Linked DNA regions of Homo sapiens: region 1 is linked to region 2. A link is a loop called in an ENCODE intact Hi-C map of the cell type or tissue named here. Cell type or tissue: PC-9. All regions are shown on one strand. Links, peaks and the distances in the headings refer to the core of each region. The heading gives the core; the rest is flanking DNA. Region 1 has its middle 300 kb from the start of KLHL4. Region 2 overlaps LOC124905233 (a long non-coding RNA gene).

Evidence for each region. Hi-C counts contacts between places; a loop is a spot of excess contacts. Peaks named below come from ENCODE experiments on the same cell type or tissue, not always from the same donor. Only the 100,000 strongest peaks of a DNase experiment are listed, where the experiment ranks them.
Region 1: it touches region 2 in a loop (2.1-fold over the local background); 1 of 110 quality-filtered maps calls a loop at or near these places.

What each region holds. Positions count from the first base shown.
Region 1 is chrX:87,811,281-87,815,681 of GRCh38, reverse strand. No RefSeq gene overlaps it. Among named protein-coding and RNA genes, the nearest start is that of KLHL4, 300 kb to the right of the region's middle. In PC-9, for the core only: no CTCF peak of the experiment used is centred there; a DNase peak (open chromatin) is centred at 2,081.
Region 2 is chrX:87,722,541-87,726,941 of GRCh38, reverse strand. It overlaps LOC124905233 (a long non-coding RNA gene), which reads left to right. Exons shown (of 2, transcript XR_007068363.1): 2 at 2,730-3,014. Among named protein-coding and RNA genes, the nearest start is that of KLHL4, 210 kb to the right of the region's middle. In PC-9, for the core only: no CTCF peak of the experiment used is centred there; no DNase peak of the experiment used is centred there.

The sequences.
Region 1 (4,401 bases), core at 308-4,307, 89 kb before region 2:
TCTACTTGATAGCAAATTGTTAAAGTGTGTATGTGTGAGTATGTACATCTGTAGAGAAAGGCATGAGAAGGAGACAAAATATACAAATGTCATGAAAAAAACTTATTTTGCAAGCATTTATATATGCAATTCCAATGCCGTTTAAATTATTTTTCTTGTTAAGAAAAGAATTTGAGGCCAAGTAGGGTTGCTTATGCCTATAACCTCACCACTTTGGGATGCTGAGGTGGGAGGACTGCTTGAGGTCAGCAGTTCAAGTCCAACTTGGGCAACATAGTGAGACATCATCCCTAACAACAGCAACAAAAATTTAGCAATTCGCTGATCATGGTAGCACATGCCTATAGGGAGGCTGAAGAAGAGGTAATCGCTTGAGCCCAGGAACTCGAGGCTGCAGTGAGCTATGATCCCATTACTACATTCTAGCCTGGGTGATAGAACGAGATCCTATCTCAATTAAAAAAAAAAAAAAAAAAAAAAAAAAGAAAAGAAAAAAGAAGAAAAGGTGGTTAGGGGTGAAGCCATGCACATACAATGGATAATGTACAATTGTTAAGATGAATGAGTAGAAAAGTAATGACACAGAAAGATATTTATAATATATTAAATGAACAGGGGTTAAAAAATAGAAAGTATATTTATAATATAAAAAATAGTATATTTATAATATATTAAATGAACAGGGGTTAAAAATAGAAAGTATATTATTGATATTATTGTACCATTTTTACTAAAATATGGGCATATAAATAGATAAAAAATTTAACCAGAAGGAAATACATTAAATATTAACAGTAGTTTTCTCTGGGTTATTTTTTCTTTTTTGCTTCTCTACATTTTCTTCTAATATGAAAAACTTTGCAGTAATAAGATATGAAAGTTATGTTAAAAACATGATTACATAAAAATGTAGGAATATAAGGACAGAATAAAATTTTAAATTTCTTAACTTAAAAATAATCACCCGTTAAAATGTTGGGGCAGTTCCAGCCAGGCATTCTATTCTCTGGACTTTTTTCTTTATTGAGCTCATACTTTCTTTTGAAGTTTTCTCAATGTCTTCTCTATTACAGCTGGTCTAAGTTTATCACTGGCTTAGATTAAACTAGCACGTAATAAGGTATCATCATGCTCATAAAAACAGAGAACTACGTACACAGCTTCTGTAAGCAGAAGACAGCTTTTATGCTATGATACTCCCTCCCCCAAATTGCACATTATCTTTCCTACCCCATTCTATCAAGAATGCTACTTAGGTAGTCATTTTGCTTTCCGCCTTGTACAGAACAGTGCTTATTAGAGCTATTTGGTAATAATTACTAGTTATTAAAGTACTCAAATATTTCTGAATTGACTGTATTGATCCACTCACTGCAACCTCCGCCTCCTGGGTTCAACCAATTCTCCCGTCTCAATCTCCCGAGTAGCTGGGACTACAGGCGCATGCTGCCACATCCGGCTAATTTCTTTTGTATTTTAGTAGAGATGGGGTTTCACCATGTTGCCCAGGCTGGTCTCGAACGCCTGAGCTCAGGCAATCTGCCTGACTTGGCTTCCCAAAGTGCTAGGATTACAGGCAGTGAGCCACCACCCCCGGCCCTAACTGTATTTTTAAATGGATGGAACTCGTAAGCTTTTCAATTTGTTTTATGCTTCTTTAATTCTTTTTTCATTACTGATATTTCTTCATTTCATCACTCCTCACATTTTTGTCATACCTTTTAAATGATTGGTACTTATTTTAAAAAGAATTGTCTATCACGGATCAGTGAAGACTGGCATTTATCTCATGTTTTCAAGAAGCTAGCATCTGCCCACTCGCCCTAAATGATTAGTTCTTTCTAATCCTGCAGTTAGGAGTGTACAATACTTCTCTCTCTCCCCCCCAGCTTCTGTGGACACAGCAGCTGTCTCTCAGTCACCTCTTCTCCTTTCTGCTGCTGGTCCATCACACATGCTGCTTGCGGCTTGGAATGTTATTCACCTCCCACTGCTTTTCACCTATTTTACTCATACTTAGCTATTTGCTCTCGGCTAAATCTCAGTTCATCCCCAGGGAACCCATACCTTACTCCTTATACACATACCCCATAGGTTAAATTCTATTCTCTCACACAGTTTATAGCACAGTGATCTTCTTAGGATCTTCTGCAGGGTTAATTTGATATTAAGTGTATGTATAACTTGCTTAATGTTCACTTTCCTCACTAGATTGTATACAACCTGGCAGAAGGGAACCATGCTTAATATAGGCTTTGACTCATTATGTAACCTCTCTTCCCCTCATTAGCATATAGTAGGAAATTAATATATTTGTTGAGTGCCCAGATGAATGAATAAAAAACTAACAAAAGCACTTAAAGCCTTCATATTATCATCAAGTGATACTGGAAGACTCAAACTATACATGGTTAACAGTATGACAAAAGAACACTTATGTTGGGATATGTGGGTTCAAGCCTGGCTCTGCCTTCAACTCACCTTGTGATCTTGAGTTAAGTAGCTTTACCTTTCTTTATTTTTCCTATTTGTAAAATGGTGGGGTTTTATCCAATGAACTTTAATGACTTTACAGTTTTAAGATTCTATGCTTCCATGAAAAATAGGAAGGGGAAAAACATGGAATAAGAATTGTGGTTCCAGAAAGGAAGGAGGGATGATGAAAAATGACAAGTACATTCGATTGTGACAAGGCCCATGTAGATTTCATGTCCTGTAAACAGACTACTGTGGGGCAGAGATGGTAGGTTAAAAATACTTCCCAAAATTAAGCAGAATGACCCATATCAAAATACTTTGGGTATTCTCCACATGAATATCCTCTACAAAAGACAGCAGTAAACTGAATGTCTTACTCTCTCCTGAGATTAACATATCATTCAATAATGAGTTTGTTATTTAATAGCTGTATGTGCAGTTGAATCCAGAATGTTTAAACTCTAGATTCCATGATAATGGAGTAGGAATAACTTCGTTTGTGTGTGATTCCATTTTGTTCTTCCTTAGTTGAATTTTCCAAATACAAAACTACACATTTAAATATAAGCTGAAAAAATTCAGTTGCAGATAATTCTAACATAAAATCAATATACCTTTTCTCTGTAATGGGGCCATACTGTTCTTTGATGTGAGAAAAATATATATATTCATATAACCTTCCTCATTTTATTTACATCTGTGATAATCACTTCTTTCATGTACCAGGAACAACTGGCTACCATTGCCAATATGTTGCAAGTAACTCTCTCTTCTCTTACAACTTTTGGCAAGCTATTTTAAGTGAAATGGCAGAGCCTGGCCTTGGACACTCATGTTTTTTTCTATGAGATTTTTTCCTTTGTGCTTCTTTCTCCCACCTTCAAAGTTTTACTGCATTGAATATTAAAGTGGTTATTATTTAATTACCAGTTTTACTCTGTTACCATGTCTGTTTCAACCTCCCTTTCAATTAAAAGATGAATGAAACATTTTAATTTTTAATAAAAAGTGGAAATTATGCTTTTTTAGAAGCTGCTCAAGTACTCATTAAAGCTAGAATTGTTCCAGCAAGTTCAAATTACATATTTGTTCAATGTAAATAATTCCTAGGCTTTTTGAGTGCACAGTATATAATGTGTATTATCTTCAACAGCCAACCTTATTTACATGCTATTGGTGCTTCATAATATCATTTTAATAAGAGGTACTTCAAAAAGTTTATAAGGCCTTAGTGTGACCAAACTATACAATAACAAAATAATAAAAGCTCATCTGAAGATATTTAGGGGGATTTCTCTATAATAGATACAATTTATTGAGTGTTTACTATGTGCCCAGCACCATGCCAAACACTTTACTTGCATTATCTTACTTCCCTTCATAACCACAAGTTCTATAATCATCCTCACTTTACAAAGAAAAAAAAAACAGAAAATCATGAAGATTAAATAACTCACAGAAGGCTACACAGCTAGTAAACAATAATGCTTGGATTCCAACCTAGGTTCATCTCAAGCTCCCTTTAGCCGTAATGCTTTGCTGACCCACTATCCAATTTTAGGCTAGATAATTGCTGAAGTCAGGGTTGGTCTTCAGTAAAGCAGCCTGTACTGGAGATTATTTAAAACTGTTTTGTAATTGCCAAGAATGATGGTCCACATGAGTAGAATTAACTTTCTATGGTTCGATAGAATCTATAGAATCAGTATTAGCATCCCTTTCAGTAAAACTTCTGGGTGATCATTTGCACTTCTGACTGGATTTAAATTAAAGATCAGCAAACCCCTTCATAGCATTAGTTTTACTTATAGCTCACATTTCAAACATCATTATGGCTTACCACTTTATAATCAATGTATTTAAAAAATGTCAGATTGCCTTCAGTTAAGAACTGAACACGTAGATGAGTCTCGTCTCTATAGA
Region 2 (4,401 bases), core at 278-4,277:
GTAAAGGGTTATAAAAGCTTTTTTCTTTTTTAAAACTTCTGGGTCATCATTTTGGCAAAATAAATAACTTATTGTAATCTGGATTCCATTTCATAATATTAAGTGTTTTAAACCTTGAACATTTAACAGCCTTCCCCAAATCAAACTTCAGTTTCAAAATTATCTTCCCTGGCGCTTGGCTTTTTGAATACTGCAGAGGGCCCCTGAAGTGTCCAGAAAAAAGAGGTAAACAGGATTATTTGACGTGTTTAGGTACATGGGATTGCCAAAATGATACTCAATCTTAATCTTTAGGTTGTATGTTCGTGAATAATGCTAATATATGTTCCAAAATTATATGGGATTTGTAAAATTCCAGTGTCTGAGTATATGCTATCAATCATAATTAAGGTTGTTATGTTAAGTTTTTGTGAACCATGGAGATAACCAAACTTTGAATCGTGTTTCTAACTGTAACTACTCTGGACATTTTCATATTCACAGAGAATTGTTGTCTTGTTTGAATCCTTTTCAAAGATGGCTTATAATTAGCTGTAGAACTTTAACAAGTGCTCTCAAATGCAGGCTTCTGATAACTTTGGAGATTGTAACATTGGAATAAAGAAAAATGTACAAGATTCTAAAAGAACTAAAATATTCATGAATATCAAGCAAAACAAGAGTTAACTAAATGGACTGAACTCAAGAAGCTGAAGCAAATATTTTTGACTTTTGCTTGCAATATAGCTGATCCTTGTTTTTTTTCAGATTTAAGTAAACTTACTTTGAAATATTAAAGCCTTTAATAATTAAGAAAGGTATTCACTATTGTGACTTTGTTTCTCTCTGCCTGGTTCCTCTAAAATTTGAAAACTATCTGTGAGTATTCTTATAGCAATATAGTTGTTTGCATCAGTGCTGTAAGGATCCATTTTTCTTCTGAAATGGAACTCAATTGGAGAGAGTGGTTATTTTACCAATGCTTTGATGGGAAGGCTATGCTTCCCTTTAAGGAGTCAGTCTCAACTTGCAGAGCCAATAAAAGCCCAGTGGGGAAACTGGCCTGATACCCTTGTCTACACAGTCCCTATACAGTGTTCCTGACCTATTGTCAGTAAAGAATGTCAATTTCTAATGGGTCCAGGAGCTCCAAGTTTATTACGGGACCTTAAGAGGAAAGGATAAACCAACTCACAGGTATTTGAGGATACAAACCCATGGTTGGCCTCAGCTTTAAAAGGTCTTATCTGAGATTCCTTGTGGAAGAAACTTCCATCAAAGCCAATCCAAAAGGCTTATGTGGAAATAATTATTCTTGCTGCCCTTAATGCAAATAATCAGGCCAAGTATAAGACTAAAGTCTATTTTGCAAATCATTCAGTCCTATGTTTTTTTTTTTAGCAAAATTGAGGACTGGAAAGAGAGAAAATATGTTCCAAAACTAATCATACATTTGCCTTTAAATTCTAAATTCATTAGCGGTTTTAAAGTTTTTGCCTGTATTTTTAGACTAACCCTGCTTCTTCCTGTGAATCAACAAACAATTTCCAGCTGCAGCTCAGAAAGAACAAAAGGGATGGGTAATGTAGAAATCTGGATCAATATTCTAGTTCTGAGCAATTATCCTGCAAATCCTGCCAGGTGATGGTAACAAATAGGATGCCCATCACTTGGAGGTTTCCTTTTTGGGAAAGTAAGACCAAGGGAGCTAACCAAAGTCAAGCACCATGCACCCAAATCCTAGCAAGCATAACTATAGCCACCAGCTATCTGAGTGTGTCACAAGACATCCTTTTCTCTCCCTTGTTGGAAGAGAACTCAATTCCACACTTTCACCTGAGCATTCAGCCCATGCAACCCCCCAGACACATTTTTGTCCCAAGCTTAATCCCAAACTTCAGGTCAAAGCCCTAGGAAGGAAAACTGGATCTGAGTGATCTAGAGGCAAATGATAACAGAAGTTAAAAGGCAGAGCACGGGTGAGTGTGGCTGATTCCTGCCGATTATGCCAAGCCCAGGCTTCTCGTTTCATGGATAATGGCCACGTTAGTATCCCTGGCATAAATGAGGTCTAGGGAACTCCAAGGCTACTGACATCAGGGGAGATGGCGGTACATGGGTAAGAGTGGATGATTTCAACCCCTAAGCCCCCCCCTGCTTCATGGGTGCAAGTTGCTTTGACATCCATGGTGGCACCTGCCAAGGTCACTGGAACTCAGGGGTGCAAGGATGGAAAAGAGAAAGAGGACACTTTTCCCTCTCTCCTTCACTTACCCCTGGGTATCTACCAGGAGGAGAAGGGAACCAGGGATGCCTGCTCGCCTCTTCTAGATGGGTAACCATTCATCTTCAGTCCGTACCCCTTTCCAATGCATCCTGAACCCCTGGGACTCCTTTAAAAGGCACCTTCTTTTTTTCTTTCTCTTCCTTGGTTCTCTCTTCACAGATAGGTAATTGTGTCTTCATGCTATGGGACACTCCCCTCAGATGCATCCTCAGAACTGGAAAGAGTTCATTTTTTAAACCCTAAACTGATTGGCTTAGGATTGGACTCAGGGGAAGGGAACCTAGAAGCCCAACATGCCGGCAGTAGGGTAAAGTTTTTTTAATACCAGTCAGGCTTTTGGCCTCCCTCTCCCTGTGCAAACTGGTAAAAGGCCTTGGAACTTTTAAGCTGTCCTTACCCCTCCCCTTGTTAAGTTTTGATACATGTTTTCCTAGTAACTCGATTTGTCTGTTCTTGCCTTCAGGCCGTCAAACTCCAAATGGTGATGCAACTGGAACCTCTGATGATGGCCCCTTCTGCCGGGAACCCTTAAATAGGCCTCTGATGGAGCCCTGACTGCCATTTCCCCCAAACAGCACCACCTATCAGCAGGAATCAGTTAAGATCAGTCCTCGTCTTATCCTTCATCTAATGGCAGTTAGATGTGCCTCTTTAGAGGAGGGAATGAACTCTGTCCTTGTAAGAGTCCCTGTTTCCCCCTTTTCTTCCTTTTCACACAATAAAACCCTGTCTTACTCACCATTCAAAATGTCTGCAAGCCTGAATTTTTGTGGCCCTGGGTCAAAGAACCCTATTTTTAGCTGAACTACAAAAAGTCCTGCAGCAATACCTTTGAGGAAGAAAAATGAGGGAGTGGTTTTTGAGCAGACAACCGTTTCTGCCACAGATAATACAGGGAGAATGTATATATACACACAGACACGCACGCACACTTTTATACACTTTCTTTAAAATCTCGTTTTTCTTCTTAGAAACTTATCAAAGCCTCTGAGTCAGTATGTATAGTCAAAAATAGGTTATTTAGATAATATTTATTAAATGAAAACAAAGTTCATGAATTTTTTAATCTACTTCAGGTTTTTTTCCAGAGGCTACCTTCCACGTTCTTAGCCTTCTTTCACAATTTAGTTTGTCAGTCATCAAAATTTACATGTTGTACATGTTTATTATTTATTTTATATTGTCTGCATGAGTGAAGTATTTTTTTAAATTAAGGCAAATGTAAATATGGAAACTTTCTTCCAAGATAATAAGTTTCCCTTTGGTTAGAAAATGCTAACATTAAAATGGGGTTTGGCCTTTGTCTCCCTGTGCTGCAAAAGGAGCTTTGCTCCCATCTTTACTGTTACATCTCCTACTCTTCAGAAGGCCCTAGGTTACTCTACCACAGTCTCTGTGGCCCTGTGACCTGCAAGTACTGGGAGATCTGTAGGAAAAATGCAGGGATATGCCAGAAGCTGGGAAATACGACTGTCGTCATTCAGGGATGTGGTCATAAAATTCTCTCTGGAGGAATAGAAATTTCTGGACCCTGTTTAGGGAAATTTATATAAGGATGTGATGTTACAAAACTACAGAAATCTGGTCTCAAGAACAGCCAAGATGGCTGACTGGATGTAGCTAAGAATAGCTTCTTTCCACTCAGGGACCAAGCCTCCAAGAAGACCAGCACACTAGAGCAAATCTTTGGAAGAAAGGCACTGAGAGTGGACAGAGGGAAGACACAAATGCTGGGATGAAGGGGGAGGAAGCCAGAAACCTTGGGTGGGATTTCCAGGCACCAGGACTAGTTCCTGCCCCCAGGCTGTTCTGCAGGAAGGAGTGAGATGAATAGGCATGAAGTGACCCATTCTCACCAAGGACCACCAGAGTCCTAGCTACAGAAGACCCCATGACCCCCACAGACAATTGAGGTGGCAGAGAGCTGCTTGGAGAGTTGGCAGGGATGAGACTTCAGCCTGTGCAGAGCCCATATCATTTGGCGTGGAAACAGCTGTAGTGGAGCATAGCCGTTGTTGCCCATGCCCCCAAATTTACCATACTCTTGGCCTTTGTTGACTGGTGGACCTGGACAAAACAGGGTTATCTTGCTGTGGGAGGGGACCAGTTTGAATGCACCACTGTATGCTGTTCTC